2 separate regions of the Homo sapiens genome follow, and region 2 is linked to region 1. A link is a contact called in ENCODE Hi-C or POLR2A ChIA-PET data. All regions are on one chromosome and are shown on one strand. The core of a region is the stretch at or near the end of the contact, and the rest is flanking DNA. Distances in the headings are between cores, read along the strand shown. Region 1 overlaps MALT1 (MALT1 paracaspase). Region 2 overlaps LOC105372146 (a long non-coding RNA gene).

Evidence for each region. Hi-C counts contacts between places; a loop is a spot of excess contacts on that map. ChIA-PET counts read pairs that join two places held with the same protein, here RNA polymerase II (POLR2A). Pooled maps may share reads with other maps.
Region 2: a loop to region 1 is called in a map of CD4-positive, alpha-beta memory T cell, with 3 times the contacts of the local background. The contact joins two enhancer-like sites. A Hi-C loop is called at or near these places in 4 of 168 maps with a recorded cell type or tissue (CD4-positive, alpha-beta memory T cell, Right ventricle myocardium inferior, heart right ventricle and 1 more), 1 of 37 single-sample maps with no recorded cell type and 9 of 50 pooled maps. POLR2A ChIA-PET finds 5 or more read pairs at or near these places in 5 of 52 experiments (CD4-positive, alpha-beta T cell, WTC11, activated CD8-positive, alpha-beta T cell and 2 more).

Annotation. Positions count from the first base shown.
Region 1 is chr18:58,714,084-58,719,181 of GRCh38, reverse strand. It overlaps MALT1 (MALT1 paracaspase), which reads right to left. Exons shown (of 17, transcript NM_006785.4): 8 at 5,073-5,098; 9 at 3,215-3,247. All of the region lies in intron 1 of LOC105372146 (a long non-coding RNA gene), which reads left to right. Among named protein-coding and RNA genes, the nearest start is that of MALT1-AS1, 45 kb to the right of the region's middle. Within about 2 kb of position 2,966, at least 5 of the 41 ENCODE cell types and tissues checked have a DNase peak (open chromatin) inside an H3K27ac peak, as active enhancers do.
Region 2 is chr18:58,759,958-58,765,055 of GRCh38, reverse strand. The region is part of intron 1 of LOC105372146 (a long non-coding RNA gene); the gene reads left to right. Among named protein-coding and RNA genes, the nearest start is that of LINC01926, 51 kb to the left of the region's middle. RefSeq lists enhancers at 633-902, 3,024-3,073. Within about 2 kb of position 3,160, at least 5 of the 41 ENCODE cell types and tissues checked have a DNase peak (open chromatin) inside an H3K27ac peak, as active enhancers do.

The sequences.
Region 1 (5,098 bases), core at 1,717-4,216:
CAGCAGAACCACCTGCTAAACCCAGTCCAACCCACAGAACAATGAGAGATAATAAAACTGATGCTGTTCTTAAGCTAGTAAATTTTGCAGTGTTATTCAGCAATAAATAACTACATTACCAGTATAGCCTCCAGCCACTCCTTCCCTAGTTTTCTACCTTCTAGCAATACTGAACTTTGTTCCTCACCCACACCATCTATTTCATGCCTCCATTCTTACCATGTCTTCACCCTTTTTTCCCTCTCCTTCATTTCTGAATGAACTCTCATCCCATATATTTTCATTTTATCCCCTTGAGAGCTCCCAATTCGTCCTTGAAAATCCTCACCTTGGCTTTGCCTCTTAGGTAAAGCCCTCTCTAACTCTCCTCGACTAATCTGATCACCATCTTCTATGAACAATTTCTAGATTCTTTACATATTTCTACTAGGCATGTAGCATGTACTATATTATTCATTTAATGTCTGCCTCCTATTAGTATCCAAAGCCTTGAATTCACAAACCAAGGCTTGTTCTCTTGTTTCATTAAGCAGCGGTCCCCAACCTTTCTGGCACCAGGGACCAGTTTTGTGGAAGACAATTTTTCCATGGACGGTGTCAGGGGAGGGGTGGTTTTGAGATGAAATTGTTCCATCTCAGATCATCAGGCATTAGTTAGATTCTCCTAAGGAGTGCACAATAGGGTTCACACTCCTATGAGAATCAAATGCCGCTGCTGATCTGACAGGAGGCAGAGCTCAGGTGGTAATGCTCGCTCACTCGCCTCCTGCTGTGTGTCTCAGTTCCTAACAGGCCACAGACCAGTTCTGGTCCACAGCCTGGGGGTGGGGGATGCCTGTCATAAAGCACAGATGAAACATTAGATAAATGTTTAGTGAACTTCAATGATAGAAGTTGACCTGATATTCCATTTATCTTGTTATTCTTTCAATTGGGACATGTTTGAGAAAGAATACCTGGCATAATGGAGCTAACGGAGGCTATGGAATGAGAGATAGATGGGTTTCAATCCTGTCTCAACTACTACATTGTATAATCCTGAGCAAGTTTTATTAAACACTTACAGTTTTAAATTTTCATCTACTAAAAATGAGGAAAAATACCTACATCTCAGGGTTAAATTAAACATTTCACTAGGTGAAAACACTTAGTTTATTAGCATTACTATTAAATGCATATTTGTGATTAAACCATCTTCAGCAACTAACCCAGTTACATTTGGATCTTGTCATTTTGTGTACCTAAGACATATGTATGCTCCTCTCTACAGAATATGATGGCTATGCCTTTGTTCAGAACACTATTTTAATAGGTATTTCTTAATCAGTGAGGTCTGTCTGGAGGATCTAAAGAAAAGATCATGGAGCTGGAATACATGAAAACTTACCACTATGAATGAAACATAGCAGGTTTCTTTTTTTTTTTTTTTTTTTTTGAGACAAGAGTCTTACTCTGTCGCCCAGGCTGGAGTGCAGTGGCACAATCTCCACTCACTGCAACCTCCGCCTCCTGGGTTCAAGTGATTCTCGTGCCTCAGCTTCCCGAGTAGCTGGGATTACAGGCGTGTACCACCACACCCAGCCTATCTTCTCTATTTTAAAGCTGAGATCTGCTACAGAAAAAGCACACAACTGATCTGAACCATTATAAATTCTTACTCTTTAAAAGTCTTAGTTGGACTCTCAATACACATTCACTTGTAGATCAGACTTGTAAGACCTTGCTTCCATTTTCTTTAGCCTCTAAGCCTCTGCCATAGAATAAGATCTATATTCAGCCTTACTTTACTCTTTTTCCCTCAATCTTTTTTTTTTTTTTTGAGACAGAGTTTCACTCTCGTTGCCCAGCTGAAGTGCAATGGCACGATCTCAGCTCACCACAACCTCCACCTCTCGGGTTCAAGAGATTCTTCTGCCTCAGCCTCCTACGTAGCTGGGATTACAGGCATGCACCACAATGCCCAGCTAATTTTTGTATTTTTAGTAGAGACGGGGTTTCTCCATGTTGGTTAGGCTGATCTCAATCTTCTGACCCCAGGTGATCCTGCCTGCCTCGGCCTCACAAAGTGCTGGGACTACAGGTGTGAGCCACCATGCCCAGCCTTTTCCTCAATCTTTTAAGCATATTACTACGCCTAATTACTTAGAAACAAAAAACATAAACTAAAAATGTCCTCAGCTTCCCAATAAATCTATCTGTTCACCAATCTCTCCTTCTTTTTAATCTCAAAAGAGGTTTCAACATTCTGATTAAAGCCAATTTCTCTTGTTTTCACCTTGGCCCAAATCCCTATCATCTCTTCTAGGAACTTGCTCTATAAATTGTCCTCTCTTTGATGGATCACTCTAATCTACACAGTCTCAACAGATACTTCCTTTCCAAATGTAAATATCCTCACATTTTCCCCTCCTACCAAAACACTTTGAATATATGCCCTATCTAGTTAATTTCAAACCACTCTTTCTTTCCAACAAATTAATATGTACTGTCTTCATTTGTTCACTTCTGAATCTTTCTTTTTCCACTATTTTATACATTGTATCCATGTTTAAATTCCCAGCATAACTCAGTAACTGACACATATTAGGCACTTTCAACATTCCACTCAAAGCCACCAATCACATCTTCAGTAGCTGAATCCAATGGACAAATTTTAGACATATTTTATCTGGCTTCTGCCAGCATCAAGCTGTTAGCTATTTTTACCATCTTTAAATGTTAATCTGCTAAACTTTTATCTGCTAAAGTTTTCTCCCTTACATTTTCTTGTCCCAGGCATTCTTCAAATGCAACTGTTCGTTTACATTTTATCCTAAATTCTTTTCTCTTTCCATTGGAGAAGACAGGGGAGCAAACGCTAAAGCTACTGCAGCCTTTGTGATTTCTATCCCTCACCAAGAGACAGCACTAACCACTTCCTCCTCTATGCTAACTATGCAGCATGTACATGTTTCTTTTTGTACGCATGTCTGTTTGCATATCGTGAGAAACACACAAATCACTCCACAGAAGTTGACTTGACCCTAGAAACTGAATTTGTAATCATTTTTAAGCCTCCTCTTCTAAACCTTCTTTTACAGATACAAAAAAATAAAACATTTGGTCCCAATGTTATTCACATTTCTTTAAAAAACCAAATTAAAATGTCTTAAATTCCTTCTGGAGTTATACACAATAATTATACTTTGATAATGCATTTTAAAGTTCTACTCACCCAAAGGCTGGTCAGTTGTTTGCTCTTTATTATCTATACAAAGATAAAAAAGCAAAACATGTAAGATCCATGGTATATTTCCAGAGTTAAAGATACATGAAAAGTATATAACATCAGCAGCATCACTTACAGAATATAGTTTCTACTCTTCAGATTTTTAATAAAAACACTCTTGAATGGAAAAAAACGATGGTGGTGTTCACAATAGGAAGTAGCAGTAGTTACCATTTCCTGATGCCTCAGCTGGCACCGTTCTATATGCTTTATATATAACAGATCTAATGAAACCTCACTCTACCCTATGAGGTGCCTACTATTATTAACCCCATTATATAGATAAGGAAATTAAGGCAGAGAGAGATTAAAGTCACTTGCCCAAAGTTATGAAGCTAGTAAGTAGCAAATCTGGATACTAACTTAGGGAGTCTCCTTCTGGATTCTATGCTTTCACCCTCTAGTATACATAAAATAAAATCCCGCCCCGCACCTGAAGCACCATGTAGGGAAAGATGTAGTTCATCAGTTGTGTGTCCACTACTGTCGGGAGATAACTTTGTACTACTGGTCAAATACATGCCACTGAAGCCTATTAAAAGCTTTCCCTATACAACATTCTTCTTTTAAACCTAAATTTTTGGTACTCCCTGAATTGTGGGAAATGAGGAAAAACTCAAAGGGCCAGGAAAATTTTAGAATCTTAGTGGTGGCTATTTACAAAAGTTTTTCTGAAATAACTTTTCATAATGTTCATTAAAGAAAAGCAAGAATTAACAGACTAATTTAGGAAAGGGGATTCTATCCAGACCCCCTATTCTCCCCCAGTAAGAGAAACAATTACTAGGATGGTTTTTGACAGTTCAAGACCTACTTGAGGCAGGTCTCATTGAGGCTTTATGTGAATTTGAGGACACTACAGCAAGGAGAATGACGCACAGGTAATGGGGACTTTCTGCTGTGTCTAGTTTGCTTATATACAGTCAGCACAGCCCAATGGCATTCACAATAATAGATGTTTGCTAATGCAATATGAGTATGACACTAAGCAAACTAGTAATGATGCTAAAATAATGAGAAATAAGTGGAGAAGTAATAGGGTTTTCTACAAATATTAAATGACATAACCACCTTCTTAAACTATTCCTGAAAGGTTTTATTTTCAGATCTATCCACAGGTTCCATCATTGTCTTTCAGAAAGCCTACACGAGGTTGATATCCTGTGTCTTCATGTAGTTCTCACTGTTGATATGCCTTTTATCTCAGGTGAAGGCTTAACTTATTAGAAATCTGTTCTAATTAAAATTAGCCTACAGAGTTCTACATACTCTTGACAACTGTCACTCATTAAGAAATGGTCACTGACCAACCGACCTGTACGATGCCAATGATCCCCACAAACACACTTCTTACTCCAGATATAGGCACCCACCCAACTAGTTCAGATATGCTGTATGACTGAGGCACCAAGAAAAAGGTCCCAGGGGTCTGATCAGTTCAGAAATGTTACCCCTGTCACTCTGTCAAACACTGCTTCCTGCTTTCAGATTAAAGGTCACGTACTTCCCCCATTAACTTCCTTGTTATGATATAAGGAGTAATACACAATGATAATACCTTGAGGTTTTATGTTACCTCAAACACTTCTTTTCTACCCTTACAGTTTTATAACCTAAAATATTTTTAATGTATCACTTGTATAAAATTGTACTTCATGTAGTTAATTTCAACCTTAAATTATATTATTTCAATAAAGAGAAAAAAGTTACTAGTATTACTGTAGCAAAAGAGTACCTACGGTAACTTTGCTGCATTCAACAACTTAAAAATCTAAAACTAAAGTTTTATGTTTGTATTACTCACCAGGATGACCAAGATTATTTAATTCA
Region 2 (5,098 bases), core at 1,911-4,410, 46 kb before region 1:
CCAGGATATCTCTTGGGTGGTGTATGGTTGGGTTACAAGAAGTCTCTGTGGATGAGGAAGCCAAAGAGCCAAGAGAAGAATTGTGTGGGTCATCAACGTGGAGTTGAAATTACCAGGAATGATGAGGGCATAGGATGGAGCTAAGCTTTCAGGTCAAGTGCTAAGTCTTCACTCTTCTCTCAAGATGGGAAAATAATGCACCATTAAAATTATTTTTTCTGCTAGGCACGGTGGCTTACACCTATAATCCCAGCACTTTGAGAGGCTGAGGTGGGAGAATTGCTTGAGCCCAGGAGTTTAAGACCAGCCTGGGCAATATAGCAAGACCCATCCCTACAAAAAATAAACAAAATTAGCGGGGCATAGTGGAGAATCACTTGAGCCCTGGCGGTCGAGGCTGCAGTGAGCCGTGATCAAGCCACTGCACTCCAGCCTGGGTGACAGACACCCTGTCTAAAAAAAAATTTTTTTTTCTTGCAACAGCATTTCTAAGTTTTGCGAACTCCTCTCTCCTCCCACTTCATTAGAGAGATCAAATCTCCGTGGGACTGAAGGGGGCACAGTTCTTCCTTTGAGCCAGGAGGGGGAGCAAGAGACTGCAACAGAAGGCTCTGAATCTAAACGAAGCCTTTCGGAAGACAAAGGGGTGGATCACAAAGGAGCTTGCGGTTCCCCTCCGCCTTTCTGCATTAGTTTCCTAGGGTTGTTCTAATAAATTACCACTAGCTTGGGCCTTACAATAGTGGGCATTTATCCTCTCATAGCTGGAGTGCAGTGGCTCCACCTCCTGGGTTCCAGCAGTTCTCCTGCTTTAGCCTCCCAAGTAGCTGGGACTACAGGTGTGTGCCACTGCACCTGGCTAATTTTTGTATTTTTAGTAGAGATGGGGTTTCACCATGTTAGCCAGGCTGGTCTCGAACTCCTGACCCTCAAGTGATCTGCCTACCTCAGCTTCCTAAAGTGCTGGGATTACAGGCGTGAGCTACCACGCCGGGGCCAATGATTTGCTTTTTTAAAAAAACAAAAACCAAACAGCCTCAGAAATTTTGAACTACTTTCTCTAAAAGAAACCAGCTTTATTGAGAAATAATTCACATGCCAGACATTCACCAATTTAGTATATTTGTAGATCATTGATCATCACAATCAATTTTAGAACATTTTTTTATCACCCTAAAAGAGTCCCCATACCCATTGGCAGTCCCTTCCGGTTTCTCCCACCTTCCCGGGCCCCCAGTCCCTGGTAGCCTACCCTATCACTAGAGATTTGCCTTTCCTGGACTCTTCACAGAAATGGAGTCAGACAGTAGAAATGCAGTCTTTTAAATTATTTATGGGCCGAGCTGGGCGCTGTGGCTCACGCCTGTAATCCCAGCAATTTAGGACGCCAAGGTAGACAGATTACTTGAGGTTAGGAGTTTGAGACCAGCCTGGCCAACATGGTGAAATCCCGTTGCTACTAAAAATGCAAAAATCAGCTGGGCATGGTGGTGCACACCCCTAATCCCAGCTACTGAGGAAGCTGAGGTAGGAGAATCAATTGAACCCAGGAGGCAGAAGTTGGAGTGAGCCGAGATCATGCCACTGCACTCCAGCCTGGGTGATAGAGTGAGATTCTGTCTCAAAAATTAAAAAAAAAAAAGATTTATGGTGAACAGCGGGTTAGATGTCATTCTTTTGATTTTAGGGTTGTATTCAAGTATAAGACTCATTCTTTTCACAATGAGCGGTTAGAGCAGCAAAGCTGTAGATATCTGAAGACTTTGAGAGCTTAGGGAATAGGAGGATCATCTGGGGTCCCCCCTTTCTCTCTCCTTCCCCCGCAGCCCTCTCCTTTGCCACCAGCAGCCGAGAGAACAGTCTTGGGGGAAAGAAAACACAGAAGCTCAGTGCTGCGGGGAGAGGGGAATGAAGGCGTGATAAGAGACATGCGGGGGCTGTTCCTGGCTCGCTCACCTCCTTGTCCTCTTCCTCACCGAAACCACAGAGTCTCCCCCAGCCTTGCAGCAGAAGTGTGGTCGTGCCTCTGCAGTAAGCTGGGTGTAGGACTGGCTGGCCAGCATCTGCAGTCTATGCTGAGTACCTGTGCCTGGGTGACCCTTCCCCCGCGACTCCAGTGTGACCTTCCTTCCCAAGCCTCTTGTTGCCCTGGGGTCTTCCACATTCAGCTGTGTCAAGCTCAGGGAATACAGGAGGAAAATGGGATCGCCTCAAAGTTAGGGGCTGGGGGATGAGTTGCCGCAGGTACTAACAGGCAAACCTGCCCTGTTCCTCCAGCCGGGTGCCAGTGGTAGTTGACAGGGAAAGGGCCCTTGAGGAAGAGAGCAAGTGGGGAGAGAGAGGGAGAGACAGAGAGGATGGAGAAGTTGGAGGTCTCTGTGGTGGCCCAAGGGGGCAGTGGGGCCTGGAGGAGGTGGTTGGGCATCTGCTCCCACTAACCCATGGGCCACCTGGTCCCTTTGCCACGGACCCTGCTATGGGCAGCCATGGTGGGGTGGAGGCGTGTCCCTGGCACCCCCATGTCTCCCCGCATGAGTTTCCTGAGGAACCTGTGGGCATCCCGACGCCCTCTGGGTTTCACCTGGAGGACCACTGCTCACAAGTGGCCTCTCCTTATTTCTTTGAGCAACTTGAACTCTGTGAAAAGAACGTGGGCTCCACGGAGGCCTGTGCCAGCGGAGACAGGAAACATCACCGCTGTTTTCAAGATGGTTCCATTCACTCTTTGTCCTAGTGACCCTGTACTCAGCTCCCATTGTGATGGCTTGGGCGGGGGGATGGGCATGTTTTCTGGATAGTTCCACTGCCTCTGCCCCACTGCATGCAAGCCTGGTCAGCCTGGTGAGGGAGGGCATGCTCAGGCCCCCACCAGCCCCGGGCCTGCTGTCCTTCAGTGGCCTGTGTTCTGAAGACACAGGTGCATCTCTGTCACCCACTACCCACCAAGTCACAAACACCTGGGGCGGGAAGGAAGGTAAATGTTCCTCAAGGGATAGTGTGTATATGAGGGTGGGGTGCGTGGCTGGGAGGCGCACAAATGGCAGCATCCACTTAGGAGCCTGTACCCATCTTCCAGCAGGTCAGCACGGCTGAAGCCAGCAAATTTGTTGTGTTCTCTGGGCCTTAGCAGTCACGACCTTGGACCACGAGATGTGCCCTTGTCGCATTTATTTAAAGAGTTGAAATCTGAAAGGTGCATTAGAAATCGTTCTATTTATAGAGTCACTCTAAATACACTGTGGTGGAAGATGGCCAAGAGCTATTGTGAAGTGAAAGTAGGAACTGGAAAACGGTGAGCTCAGCATGATCTCACATATGCACATATGTGTACACCTGTGTGTATACATGTATAAAAGATATCTGTACACATGTATGTGTATAATACTCATACGTGTGTGTGCATATGTGTGTGTGTGTCCATATGGTCTGGAGATTTATATGCATAATACAACCGGAAGAAATATACACTGAAGAGATAGCATTATCTCTTGAAAGTGAGATTGGGATTATGTGGGGAGGGGAACTTTTAAACATTAATTTACGGAAAAGAAACGGAAAAATGTTCTGGTTCAGTCTAGCCAGGGTAAGTTTGAGACCTGGGCCCCAGGGTGACTTTCACCTCAACCACTGCTCTCTGCCAGTGCCACGCTGCCTGTGGCCTGGCCCTTGCTGTGAGTGTTTACGACCACAAAATTTACTTTTCCTGGAAGTGGTTTCTTCTGATGGCTGGAGAATGTTTATGACATTGTCCATCTCTGTTTCTCCTTAATGAAATTGCCTGGCAGCCGCGGTATTTTAGAGAAGTCTTAACCCCTACTCACTCTCCATTTAGCTTTCCATTCCATTTTCCATGGGAATGGCTGCTCTGACATCAGAATAGGCAATGGCAGCAGGAAGCAGTATCATCAAAGGTGCGAGTTTGAACTCTGGGGAGAGAGGTGTTCATAGGGTAATTTTTGCAACAGTTGGAAAATGCTCTACTGGACAGGGCTGGCTTTTGCTAAGAGGCTCAACAGGAGTTGGTCCATGTGCTGCATTCTCATTTTCACTCCCCAGTTACTCCCTGGGCCACCTGCCTGCCGCAGCACCTGAAGTCAAGTCACCAGAGGCTCAACTTTCTGGTCCATGTGTGGCTGTTTCTTTTTCTATTTATTTTTGTATTTTATTTATTTATTTTTTGTGATGGAGACTTGCTCTGTCACCAGGCTGGCACGATCTTGGCTCACTGCAACCTCCGCCTCATAGGTTCAAGTGATTCCCCTGCCTCAGCCTCCAGAGTAGCTGGGACTACAGGCACGCGCCACCATGCCCAGCTAATTTTTTTGTATTTTAGTAGAGACGGGGTTTCACCATGTTGGCCAGGATTGTCTTGTTCTCTTGACCTCGTGATCCGCCCATCTTGGCCTCCCAAAGTACTGGGATTACAGGCGTGAGCCACTGCGCTGGCCATGTGTGGCTGTTTCTAGGAGAGATTTCTGTCTCATTCCTTCTCTTCCTTTTTTCTTTCTCTCCCTCAAAATTTTCCAATGTTCCTGGGAGGGCTAGTCAGTCACAACTTACAGTGGTGTAGTAGTGGGCTCTCTGCCTGAAAGCTGAGGAATTGGGACTTTAGAGTGGATGAGTGGAGGCATCATTTGGGAGAGGAAGGCAGTGACTAGAAACTAGGTGGCAAGAAGGCATCTTTTTGCACTTCTGCTCACCCCATCTCTTCCCCATAGCAAAAAGAACTGCAGTAAATTCTAGGGATTTGCAGTGTTGACATCGAGTCCCCAGGGTGTCCCAGCAGAAGGGGTGGCAGCAACGGTGGGCTGTTTCCACTGAAGGGAAGACTCCACCTCAGGAAGAAATAAACGGCAGCAAGGTTTTTTGGGCATGTGGCATCTGTGAGATCTGAGGGGATCAGATAATGCCCAGGAAGAATTCTGAAAGCAAATGAGAACATTCAAAAATGCTCATTGACAGCACAGCCATGTAAAGATGATCTGGGAGATCTTAAAGGAAGCATTTTTCCAGGGATGGGGAATCTCAGGTTGGCTTCGCAAGGTTGGCTGAAGCGAGAGCCAGTGCCCTCTCCCTGGACCGCCTGCTTAGGTTAGGA